2 separate regions of the Homo sapiens genome follow, and region 2 is linked to region 1. The links are chromatin loops, found by intact Hi-C in ENCODE. Cell type or tissue: heart right ventricle. All regions are shown on one strand. Links, peaks and the distances in the headings refer to the core of each region. The heading gives the core; the rest is flanking DNA.

Evidence for each region. Peaks named below come from ENCODE experiments on the same cell type or tissue, not always from the same donor. Only the 100,000 strongest peaks of a DNase experiment are listed, where the experiment ranks them.
Region 2: a loop joins it to region 1, with 3 times the contacts of the local background. A loop is called at or near these places in 85 of 110 quality-filtered maps.

Annotation. Positions count from the first base shown.
Region 1 is chr9:126,480,997-126,483,496 of GRCh38, forward strand. It overlaps MVB12B (multivesicular body subunit 12B), which reads left to right. Exons shown (of 10, transcript NM_033446.3): 8 at 373-428. Among named protein-coding and RNA genes, the nearest start is that of NRON, 72 kb to the left of the region's middle. RefSeq lists a silencer at 1,374-1,668. In heart right ventricle, for the core only: no CTCF peak of the experiment used is centred there; a DNase peak (open chromatin) is centred at 1,549.
Region 2 is chr9:126,298,312-126,307,917 of GRCh38, forward strand. No RefSeq gene overlaps it. Among named protein-coding and RNA genes, the nearest start is that of MVB12B, 24 kb to the right of the region's middle. In heart right ventricle, for the core only: a CTCF peak has its summit at 3,873 (motif pointing right); a DNase peak (open chromatin) is centred at 3,900.

The DNA of each region.
Region 1 (2,500 bases), core at 1-2,500:
TCCCTGCCAGCTGTGTCACCTTCATCCTGCTGCCAGCCCCTGGTGACTCTCCCGTTACAGATCAGAGACCAGACTCCAGGGGTGGAGAGTAGGGGTTCTGGACCAGCCGCTCTCTGCTCCTAGAGCTCTTGTCTACACAACTGCCTGGTGCTCAGGGGATGACGAGGCGCCTGCCTCTCTCAGTAGGTTGTGTGTCCTGGCAGCAGGGGTGGGACCTGTCCTCTTTCATAGCTCCAGCACATCTGTGCTGGATGTCACCTGGCTCCATCCAGTGACGGATTCATATTCTCTGTTTCGACATCTTCAGTTGCTGGACAACTAAATGCCATCTTCAATACCTTTAATGCCATCTTTTTTTTTCTTCTTTTGCAGCAATGGATGGTGTGCCTTTTATGATTTCAGAGAAGTTTTCTTGTGTTCCAGAAAGTGTAAGTTTTATGCATGATCGCCCTTCCCCTCTGCCACCCCCCAGCCTGAGGTCCCTCCATCCTGATTTACACAGCACGCAGGGCTGTTCTGGCAGTACTCACGCCCCTTCCCCTACCGGAATCTTGTCCGCCTGCGTGTCCTCTCTCCCACTGGAAGCTGAACCCTGCAACCCAGTGACAGGAACTCCTGAGGTTGGGGGGTGGGTCGTGTGCATCTCTGGCCCTATCAGCCAGTGCCCCATGTAGTAGGTGTTTGAGAAATGAAGAAAACAACAGCTGGGGGATGGGAAAGTAGCAAGAGGCTGTCAGACAAGCTCAGGTGCACTGAGCCTTTGCCATGCCGCACGTGATTAACCCGACCTGAGCTTCCCTGGTTGTGAATGTTCTTTGTCTCCCAAGTCCAACTTAGTAAGTTTTGTTCTTTCTTACTTAAGGATGACAATTTCCTGTAGAAAGGAGGCTGCCTCGTTTTCCCATTGTCATAGCTGCATTCTGCGCTCTGACACGGAGGCCGCCATGCAAATGTGGTGCCTCTAGCTGTGGTCTCCTGCCCATGCCAGTCCAGCATGGACCCAACCATCCACATCAGCACTCTCACGCAGGCCAGGCTCACGCCATCTTTTTATCAGAGGGACCGAGTGAGCTGGCCGGGACCAAAGGCCAACTTCAGACTGTGAGGGGCGGCCACCCTGCATGGCAGTGGGGTCTCTGCCTCTCACTGCTAGGGTCAGCCCTCCAATGGCGCCAGCCCCCAAGGTGGCAGTGGCCCCCTCCCAGCTGCGCAGGCTTGCCCCACGCTGGCTCAGCAAACCCGTTTCTGGTTTTGATCCTTTCTGCAGAAGTTGGCCTTGACTAGCTAATAAACATGAAGGCCCCAGCTTGGGCACAGCTAAAGAATCCTTTAGTGTTTTTCTTGGATCCAGCTTAAAACCACCCGGCTTGCGATTTGACCTGCTCTGTAGTTTCCATTTTCGTGAAATAGAATAGGCCTCCTCTGAACCCTTCTGGTAAGCAGCTTAATCTTGAAAAATGCTCGTGATGTGACATGCGGAGCTCCAGGAACTTCAGCCGACTCCACGGGGCCGCGTTGCCATGGCGACGCTGGCGCCTCTGCCGCCGTTCCCTGGGAGAGGCAGCTCTGTCCTGCTCACCAGCTCCAGTTGGGAGAATTTAGTGGGGTGGTTAGAGCCTAATGACACAGCAGCTGCACCTCTGCTGGGTCGCAGGCAGGCGGCCCCGCTCTCGCACCCCTCGTTTTGGCAGCACAGAGAGCACCACACTGTTCCGTGGCTACCGGCAGAGCAGCCGCGAGCGGAACGTGTGACTCGGTGGCCCCGTCCCAAGATCGCCCTCGCGAATGTGCTGCTGCCGGGCGCTGCCACCTCGGCCAGGGCTCCAAGGACACATACCCAGCCAGGCCCGGTGCCCTGCGCTCCCTGCTCTTCTCAGTGCAGCGCCCCGCAGCCCCACTACGGGGGCCGCCGCTTTTAATGGACGAGGGAATGAGGAAGGGATTTAACCCGCAGCTGCATCGCCAGGAGGCGCTGAGACTGGTTTTGAGTCTGGGTCCTCAGACTCCAGAGCTGGCCTCACAGGAAACCCCTGCTGGCTTCGCGGAGGCTCCAGCTCCCCTCCCATCCCTGAGCTGCCGCCCTTCAGGACCATGCGGGCCCTGGGGTTCTGTCGAAGGCCCTCAGGTTTAGCCTTGGCCCCAGGAGGCTGGGCCAGGGACCCTTCTGGGGAGCACAGAACACTCATGTGCCCAGTAGGGACTCAGACCAGGAGCCACATGGACTGGACGCCCTCTGCCCTCCGAGCCTCTGAGTCCAGGCTTCTATGGGCCTCTAGCTCACTCAACTGCCATGTGTATTTGATTTTTCATGCTGTCTGTTGAAAAGCCAGCATTTTTTTAAGTCTCCAATCTTCATGAAATTATAAAAACTCTCATTAAAATGCAATGTTATCATTTTTTCCACATCGATTTCTCAAATGATAATTGATGGGCAGTTGTTTCATTTACCTGGCATTTCCAAAGACCTGGAATCCCCCCAGCTCCTACCCTGGATTCCCCC
Region 2 (9,606 bases), core at 2,698-5,197, 180 kb before region 1:
AGGCTCCATAAACGGGTTTTACAGACAGCTGTTAGAGCGTGCGGAGCAAGGCTTGGCTGTCGGGGGACCCAGTCGCAGGCTTACAGCCAAGACACTTAAATATTATGGCCCCACATATATAAAAAGTGTGCTGCGCACATCCTCAGCTGCCTCCCTCCTCCTGACCCAGGAGCACGGGGTCTGGCCAGAGAATAGCAATGCTCGCAGTTGCTGGCTCGGCAGAGACAGAATGCCCGCTGCAACCCCTTACCGCAGCCCCTGCAACCGCCACCGGGAAACTCTGGCAGGGCTGGGAGCAGAGAGATTCATCCAAACAGCAGTGCCAGCGCGTGCTGGCCCCCGCCTGCCCCTGCTCTCCGGGCCCACTGCGCCAGGCTCAGCTCACCAAGTTCTCTTAGCCTCACGGCCTTGCTCCAGCTGTTTCTACTGCCTTGAAAGCGCTCTTTCTTTCTCCCAATCCCCTAGCCTTTTCTTGGCCAATTCCTACCTACCCTTCCAGAACCCGGCCTAAATGGTGCTTTCTCAAAGGCACGGTCACCACCCTTCAGAGTCAGGTCTCCTCTTAGAAATGCTCATAGCCCCCCGGACTTCTTCATAACATTTATAACAATTGTAATTAAATAATTATTGGTGTCATTATCTGTTTAATATCTGTCTTCCCCACTGGACAATAAACTCCGTGAAAACAGGGACTCTATCTGAATTATCCCTACTGCCTTGTGCAGGGCCTGGCACTCAGTGAATATGTGATGAATGATGGCACGCCTGAATGAGTGAATACGCAGCGATGAATTCCACACAACCCTCAGACAGAACACAGCAAAATGTGCTCAGTTCCTAAGAGCAGGAGAAGGATTCCTCAAAGAGAAGGCACTCTACAAGGGGGAATCCAGACAGGCTTCCAGGAAGAGGCACCATCAGCCCTCATAGTATAAGTAAAGCGCTTTCATTCAGAAGCCCCAACCATGAAGCTTAAAATGTGAGACAGTGAGTGAGTCCTTTAGTCTCGGTGAGCCTCCGCTTCCCATCTTTAAAATGGGACTAATGATGGTTCCTACATCATATGGTTATTGTGAAGGTCAAATGTACTTAGCACAGCACATGTAATAAAAGTTCTTTAAACTATATCACTAGTAAATATAGCTGGAGCTTGGTAATGCCAGGCAATGGGAACAACATATATGAAGGTATTGATGAGGAGTAAAAATCATTCTCTGCTGCCTCGGAAGCCATGCCTTGTATCTCAGAAATTCAGCCTGAGCTATTTGACCAGGGGAGAGTGTCTGACCTGATAAGAGCCAGTGATAGGTGGCTGGTCAGGGACCTATGACCTAAGGCCAATGAGATTTCCTCTCATGGGTGATTGATTGAAGAGACATGAGAAGAATTGGCAGGAAGAGCAGAAACTGTAAGTTCCATGATGAAAATATCATGGCACAACAAAATAGAAATTAAGTAAGTGCAGGGGTCAGAGAGAGCCAGTCCAGCCCATCTCAAGCCTTATGATGGAAGTCTTATTTTTTTCTGTTGGAGGAGGCAGCATAGTAGTGCAATTAAATTCGACTTCTCGCTCACAAGCGTACAAGCTGTGTGACCTTGGACAGAATACTTAACCTCTCTGAGCTTCAATTTCCTTGTTTGTAACATAGGGATGATAAAAGCATTATCTCAGAAAGTTGTATGGATTCAATGAAATAATGTGGTGGACTATATTACCATTCACTGGTATCCTCACCAAGACCAACCAGCCTGGTTTCAAAGATATTGTGATTGCTTAAGACTTGGCACTACTCCAGGGCCTCTAATCTTTTGTGGATAGAAAACAGGCTGAGAGGCCGGGCGTGGTGGCTCATGCCTGTAATCCCAGAACTTTGGGAGGCCGAGGCAGGTGGATCACCTGAGGTCAGGGGTTCGAGACCAGCCTGGCCAACATGGTGAAACCCTGTCTCTACTAAAAATAAAAAATTAGCTGGGCGTGGTGGTGCGTGCCTGTAGTCCCAGCTACTCAGGAGGCTGAGGCAGTAGAATCGCTTGAACCCAGGAGGCAGAGGTTGCAGTGAGCTGAGATTGCGCCACTGCACTCTAGCCTGGGCAACAGAGTGAGACTCCGTCTCAAAAAAAAAGAAAAGAAAACAGGCTGAGAAATATGCCTAACCCGCAAACTGAATATATTCTCCAACATGGAGAAAGGATAGGTGGAGACTATGAAAATTGCCAATATTCAACCATTTTGGTTCACAAAAGCTGTCCCATAGAGTTCAACATTAGAAGAGGAAGGATCCCTCAGGATCCAAGAGCCCTGGAGAATGCAAGACTAGGGCATTCCTCCCGGGAGACAGAATCAGGACCTGATCAAGGAACATTCCCCGTGCCCAGTGAAGGAACCCTTTGAAATGTGGGTCCAGCCTGATTTCAGAATTTCTCCAGTGCTCTGACTGCCATGTGTCTCCCATTCTGGTCCCTTCGAATAGAAGTGTTTAACTGAGATTGCCCTGTTCCATTTCACCACAGCATATTGAGTCTGTGGGTGGGAGGTAGCCGGTCTTTTTGGTTCATAGATCTCTGAACCAAAATGAGCCAGTTATTTCCTCTCCCTAATGAGTTTCAACTTGATCACAAGATCACACAAGATCCTGGACTTTGGGCTTCAGCCTGAACTAGTGGCTGGATGGAACTTTGGATTGCTTGCCTGGAGGTGAACATGTTCTACATGTAGGAGGTAGAGGGAATTGAACATGTGGTGACCAGAAGAACAGGGCCAATCCAGATTTTTTTTGGCCACTAATGCCCTAGCCCATTGAAGTCAGTCTTCGCCACGTAACTCACTTTGACCAACAAAATGTGAGTAGAAGTGACATGTCACTCTAAGCAGAAACTGCTAGAGTCAATTTGTATTTGGCCACATTTTCACATTTTCTTTCCTACTAAAACAACAAACACAACCAGCAATGGTCCAGACAGAGAATGCTCCAGCGGCCTGGATTCTGGAAGAAAAAAAGTGAATTGCCAAACCCTAGCCAACTTGACCTGGACAGTAGCATGAGTGAGAAATAGACACTGTAAGATCCTGGGATTTTGTTACTGCAACATAGCTTGGCTTATCCTGACTGACCCAATCACTCAACACAGAGCCTGGCTCAAAATAGGTGTCATCACGACTTTTTTCCTATCTCTCGAAAGCCAGATAATCATATTAAAATTCCTGGAGACACACATAAAGTATGAGTTTGGTTTGGTAAATAATTAAATGGAACTAGAGTGAAGCCTACATGGAGGGGAGTAGTTAACAATAAAAGTGAGAAACTGAGGCTGGGTATGGTGGCTCATGCTTGTAATCCCAGCACTTTGGGAGGCTGAAGTGCGCTGACTGCTTGAGGCCAGAAGTTCGAGACCAGCTTAGGCAACAAAGTAACACTCTGTCTCTACAAAAAAAAAATATATATATATATATATATTATATATATATATATATATAAATTAGCTAGGAGAGGTGGCATGCACCTATAGTCCCAGGTACTGAGGAGGCTGAGGTGGGAGGATCACTTGAGTCCAGGAATTCAAGGCCACAGTGAGCTATGATCACACCATTGCACTCCAGCCTGGGCAACAGAGACAGGCCTCCTCTCTAGAAAATAAAAATAAAGCGAGAAACAGAGGCCAGATTATCAAGGACTTGCAATAGAAGCCATATGTTTGGCTGAACTTATTTTGTAAAGGGTACAAATAAAATCACCTTTACAATTCCAATGTTAATTTCCCTATCAGAAGAAAGAGTATCTTTCTTACCCTCTCACACCAAGTTAAATCTGAGATCCCCAACAGGAGTCAGTTGAGGTTACTGCTATCTCACAGAGAGGAGCAGAAAATCCAATCTGTCCACCAGAGGGAGGGCCTGTGTTCCTGGCTGCTGGCTTCTCTGCCTTTCAGTGTCACAGCTGAAAACAGACCCGCCCAAAACAAGCAGCATAAAAGAAACAATTGATAGACCTCCCCACGCTAAAATGTAACACTTCTAAATGACCTAAATGACCGCAGACACCATAAACAAGCTAAAAACAAGCTATAACCTGGGAGAAAATATTTGCAATTTATATAACAGATAAGGGATTAGCATCCAGAATATATAAAGAATTCTAGCAAATCAATAAGAAAAAGACAAATGGCCCAATAGAACACTCAGCAAATGATAAAAAACAGTCGATTTATAGAAAAGGAAATTCAAATGGCCAATAAACTTGAAGAATGTTCAATTTCACTAGTAATCAAGGAAATAAAACATTAAGTGACTTTGAACTATATTTCACTCATCAGATTGGAAAAAAGAAATTAAAGCATTAAAGCTTGATATGAAATGTTAGTGAGAGTGTGTGGAATTCGGGACTCTTGGATCCTGCTGGTCACAATGGAAATTCGTATCACCACTTTGAAGAACAAGAAATCCACTTGCCAGTATCTCCTCTGGAGATAATGTTTGCACATGTACACAAGGAGACCTCTGTGAGGGTTTTTACTGAAGTACTTTCCATAAGAATAAAAAACTGGAGACAGCCCAAATGTCTATCAACAGGGAATTTGCTCAATAAACCATAGCATGGCCCTACTATGAAGTATTATGCAACCATTTAAAAGAATGGGGTAAATCTATGACATCACCTGGAGAGATATTGTTGGGCAAATAAAGCAAGAGTCAAATACTTAGAGTAGTACCTTTTATGTAGAGACAAAGAGGACGAGAAAAACAGAAACACCCAAAGTAAGTTTTTAAAATTTTATATGAGTATGGATGCATAAAAAATACTTGAAACAATGATTCAAAAGGAAATACGAGTAGCAATCTCTGAGACTTCGGGAAAGGACTTTGTGTGGTGGTGGTGGTGGTGGTGGTGGTTATGGTTGAGAGAGTGGCAGGAAAGAATTAAAAGGGACTTGAGCTTTATCAATATTTTTGTATTTTTTACAGAAGACAAAAAGGAGAAAGTATTTATGAACTGCTTGTATAATTGAAAATTAATTATTCATAAAGAGAAAAACAGGCTGTCTGGCAGCTCGGTGAACCCCCTCCCACTGACAGAAAGACAGTGCAGAGCTAGGAGCACACACATCCCACCACTGATGGGGGACAGTCATTTTTCAGGGCACATGGAGGGAGAAACAGTGGGTTAGTCAGGACAACCTAACTGCTGTAAATAACAACACCAACATCTCAGTGCTTTAACACAAGTTTTTGTCTCACTCACTTCACAAGTTAATGCACAGTTGGGTGGAGGCTCTGTTCCACACAGTCACTTAGGGGCCCAGGCCCCTTCCATGTTATGGTTCTGTCATCTCATGGCGCTTTGCCTTTCAGGCCTAGAAGTAACCATACCTCACATTCTATTTGCCAGAACTGAGTCAAATGGTTTCACCTAACTGCGAAGGAGGCTGGGAAATGTAGTCTAGCTGGGTGCTAGGAAGAGGAAAATGGCTTGATGATCGTATAGCAGTCTCTGCTACACTCAGCCCTGGTGGCTCCAGCTTCTATTTACACAGTTGTTTTAGGACATATCCCAGCCTGGCTTCTCACAATAAAATGGCACAGGGACCTATCACCTATAAGCCATCTAAAAATTCAGGTCTTAAACGTAAACTGCCCAATTCTCCTTGCTTGGCACCCTGCAAGTAAATGCCTTCCTTTCTCCCACTACAAACCTTGGTGTGGATATCTGGTCCTACTGTGCCAGGCAAGGGCACCCCACATTGGTTTGGGAGTCACTCTACTCCCAACAGCCTCTCCCCCAACCTCCCTGCACCAAGCCATTTTCCCCAAGGCACCCTCAAGCTGTCAGTTTAGGAGGGGTTTCCAACTCTGACCATCCTCTAAGCCTAGACCCACCCTCTGTCCCCATCTCACTGTCTTGGTAGTGTAGCAAAAAGGAAATCCTTCCCCAATCCCCACGTCCAAATGAAATGCCCACCCTATTTGTATGCCCCGAAGACTACTTTCTCCAGGAGGAATGTTCACCTTTTGCTACACAGGGCTGGGGAATGCAAATTCCACTCAGAAGCAACAGGAAACTTGGAAAAAGTTCTGAGTAGGGCACTGATGTGACGAAATCCATGCCTCAGGAATTGGTGATGGGGCAGCAGTGAAGGGGTGAACCTGGTTTGGAGGTGATAACAGGGTCCTGCTGTGGTACTTGATGCGAAAGGATCACTTAGGCAAGTCTGGGGCATAGGAAGAAGACGAAGAAACACTCAGCTCTCCTCAAGATGTGTCCTTGTAGCTCCCAGCATCCGGAAATTAGGTCAGCTGAAGGGATGGACTTCCAGACACTGCCCAGTCTCTGACACAGGGCAGAGGAGCTAAGACAGGTGGGAGAAGCGCTTGGCAGAGGAGGGAGCCCTGGGTGAGCCCCCATTTTCTGAGAGGGAGCGGCTGGGCCATGGAACCAGAAGCAGTCCAGGGGAGGGGAAGCTGCATGCCAAGGCTATCTTGAGGGCAGGAATGTGGCCAGGGTGGGCAGGGCCAGGTTCATGAGTAGGTACCTGTGAAGTCATACCCAAGCTCCAGCAGGCCCTGAGCTTGGTTTAATGCTCTGCTGTGGCTGTTTTGAAATTCTTAGCAATTTTATCTTTGAACTGTGTTCTGTAAGTAAAGATAATAGGGGCAATGGAGCATGCTGTGAACAGAGTAGATAACATGCAAAATGCACATCCCTGTTCCCCGTTCTCAGTGGTTTCCATGCCCATGAGCACGGAATTCCAGTGGACCCACAATGAGTGGGAGTCCAATGACTGTCAAAGCAATCAGAAGGCAAGCGTGTTACTTCTGCGGCTAAGTGGGATGCTGAAAGCCCCAAGAGGCCACACTCCCTCTGCAAACCAGAACTTGCTTCAAACAGAAAGGAGGTGTTCTGAGAAACGTGAACTACCAAGCAACCCTAGCATATCCTTTCCTATCCATGATACTTCCCCGCATTAGCCAACCACTTAGCCAAAAACCACGATGGGAGCAAAGGAACAGATAGCACAACCGTCGTTCCTTTTCCTTTCAGACCTTCCGTACTCATCTATAAGCTGGAGGTAGACAGTGTTAGGAGAGTGTGAATATATCTAGAAGTGGAATAAAAGCAGGGAGTGAGTGTTGTGCAGTATTTCTACGTTCTGATGAGGACAAAATGCATATGTCTATGTGAGCTATGAAATACGTGTATTGGTGGCGGGCGCCTGTAATCCCAGCTACTCGGGAGGCCGAGGCGGGAGAATTGCTTGAACACGGGAGTCGGAGGTTGCATTGAGCAGAGATCTTGCCATTGAACTCCAGCCTGGGCAACAAGAGCGAAACTCCATCTCAAAAAAAAAAAAAAAAGAAATATGCGTATAACTTAGGTGATTCTGCACATGAGTTAAATGCTCTAATGTTTGCATTTAAAACTGACTTTGTAAAATACAGAGTAAAACTTGTACTAATAATTTGAAATTATGTGTTTTTTATTTTTACTTAGAGTGACATTACATAGCAAACTGAAACCATTATAAGTCAAGAGAGAGACCACTGAGGAAAGGAGAAAACTTTTTATTTTAATATTTTTTTGGTGGCACTTTTCTCCTGCTTTTTGAACAGGGGACTCATTTTCATTTTGGAACTGGGCCCTGCAAATTATGTTGCCAGCCCCAAGGCATTTTTTTTTTAAATGGAATCTCGCTCTATTACCCAGGCTGGAGTGCAGTGGCACAATTTCGGCTCACTGCAACCTCTGTCTCCCAGGTTCAAGTGATTCTCCTGCCTCAGCCTCCTGAGTAGCTGGGATTACAGGTGCCCACCATCATGCTCAGCTAATTTTTGTATTTTTAGTAGAGATGGGGTATCACCATGTTGGCCAGTCTGGTCTCGAACTGCTAACCTCAAGTGATAAGCCCCCTCAGCCTCCCAAAGTGCTGGGATTACATGGGTAAGCCACCGCGCCCAGGCTGGGAAAGCGTTTCGACTTGCTTTCTTCTTGACTGGGGATTTGAACTCTTCTGTAATCTGGCTCTATCTCTGATTCTGGTAGCAAATTGTCCCATGGTTTAGAGCTAGGCTTGAGCCAGGCTGCCTTGATTCAAGTCCCAGCTCAGCTTTTGCTGGCTGTGTGATCTCAGGCAAGTTACTTGACCTCTCTGGCCTCTATTTTGCCATCTCTTGAATGGGGATTTCGGTAACAGTACCTACTTCCAAGGGTTGTTGAGAAGGCTGGATGAGTGAATACCTGCAAAGTGTTTGCACAGCCCTTGAGATCTCCAAATGGAACTCAGCTGTGTGAGCTATTATCACAGCATTTTCCACAATTCCACTGCCCAGTGGAGGAAGCCCCCAGGTGCCATCTCCTCTTGTATCTTGGTGCCACCAGGAAATTGGGCCAAACTCAGGCTGAGGAAGGGGCTGTGGGAAATGTGGCCCTGGGCTTCATGTCTGCAGGGGTCCATGCTGCCTCCAGGGCTCTGTGCAAGGCTGTGAAGGCGATAGTGGGTCTGGGGTGACACTGGGGGACATTGAGGGTCTCTTGGCCTCCATGTCTGAATTCATTTGCCAGGGCTGCCATGACAAAGGACCGCAGACTGTGGCTTACACAACAGGAATTTATCTCCTCAGAGTTCTGGAGGCTGGAAGTCCAAGTCAAGTTGCCAGCAGGGTTGGTTTTTCCTAAGGCCTCACTCGGCGTGGAGATGGCTGTCTTCTCCCTGTGTCTTCACGTTCTTCCCTCTGTGTGTGTCTGCGTCCAGATCTCCTCTTCTCCTAGGGACACCAGTCCTACTGGATTAGGGACCTCACCCCAGTGACCTCATTTCAACCTTCATTACCTCTTTAAAGGCCCTCCCTCCAAACACAGCACATTCTGAGGTAGTGGGTGGGGGTTAGGACTTCAACACATGAATTTTGAGAAAGACACAGTTTGGCCCACAACAATGTCTGTGAATGCTTGGCCATTCCTGGGCCCCTGTGACTGTGTGATTGCACATCTGTGCTTCTGTGTCAGAGTCTGTGTGTCTGTCTGTCTGTCTGTCTGAGCGTCTGACCATAAAGAACTCTGTCCTTGTGAATTTTTGGAGCTGGGACTCCTGGGTCTCGGCTGCCTTTGCTTATGAGACCTCGACAGGGTTCTGTGTGGACTTGACCATGTCTGTAAGTTGGCCTGCAATCCAGGATGTTATAGGTCAGGGAGACTGGGACCTGTGCGAACAGGATCTGTCCCTGTCTGGGCCCCTGTGAATGTGGGTCCTATCATGCATCTCTCTATGGTCTGAAATCCAGCCATCTCTGAGCATGTGGCTGTAAGGCAGAATTTGAAAGGAGAGGGGAAGGATCATATTAATTTGAGATTTGAAAGGAGACAGAGTGTTTACAAAAGCAGAGGAACAGCGGGTTAAACATCTGTTGACGATGACGGTGAGGACAGCAGCTGAGGCTGGGCCGGCTCCAGTGTGAGCTCTGTGGCATGTTGACATCTTTAAAACTGTCACAAAACCAGATACAGAAGCAAAACAGTGGGACTGAGGGAATCTGCTGATGGGGGCCGGGGCGGGCAGTGCAGGAAGCAGAAGGGTCTGGGAGGGGGACTTCATGAAGAGGCCTCTTTGTCTCGGGAC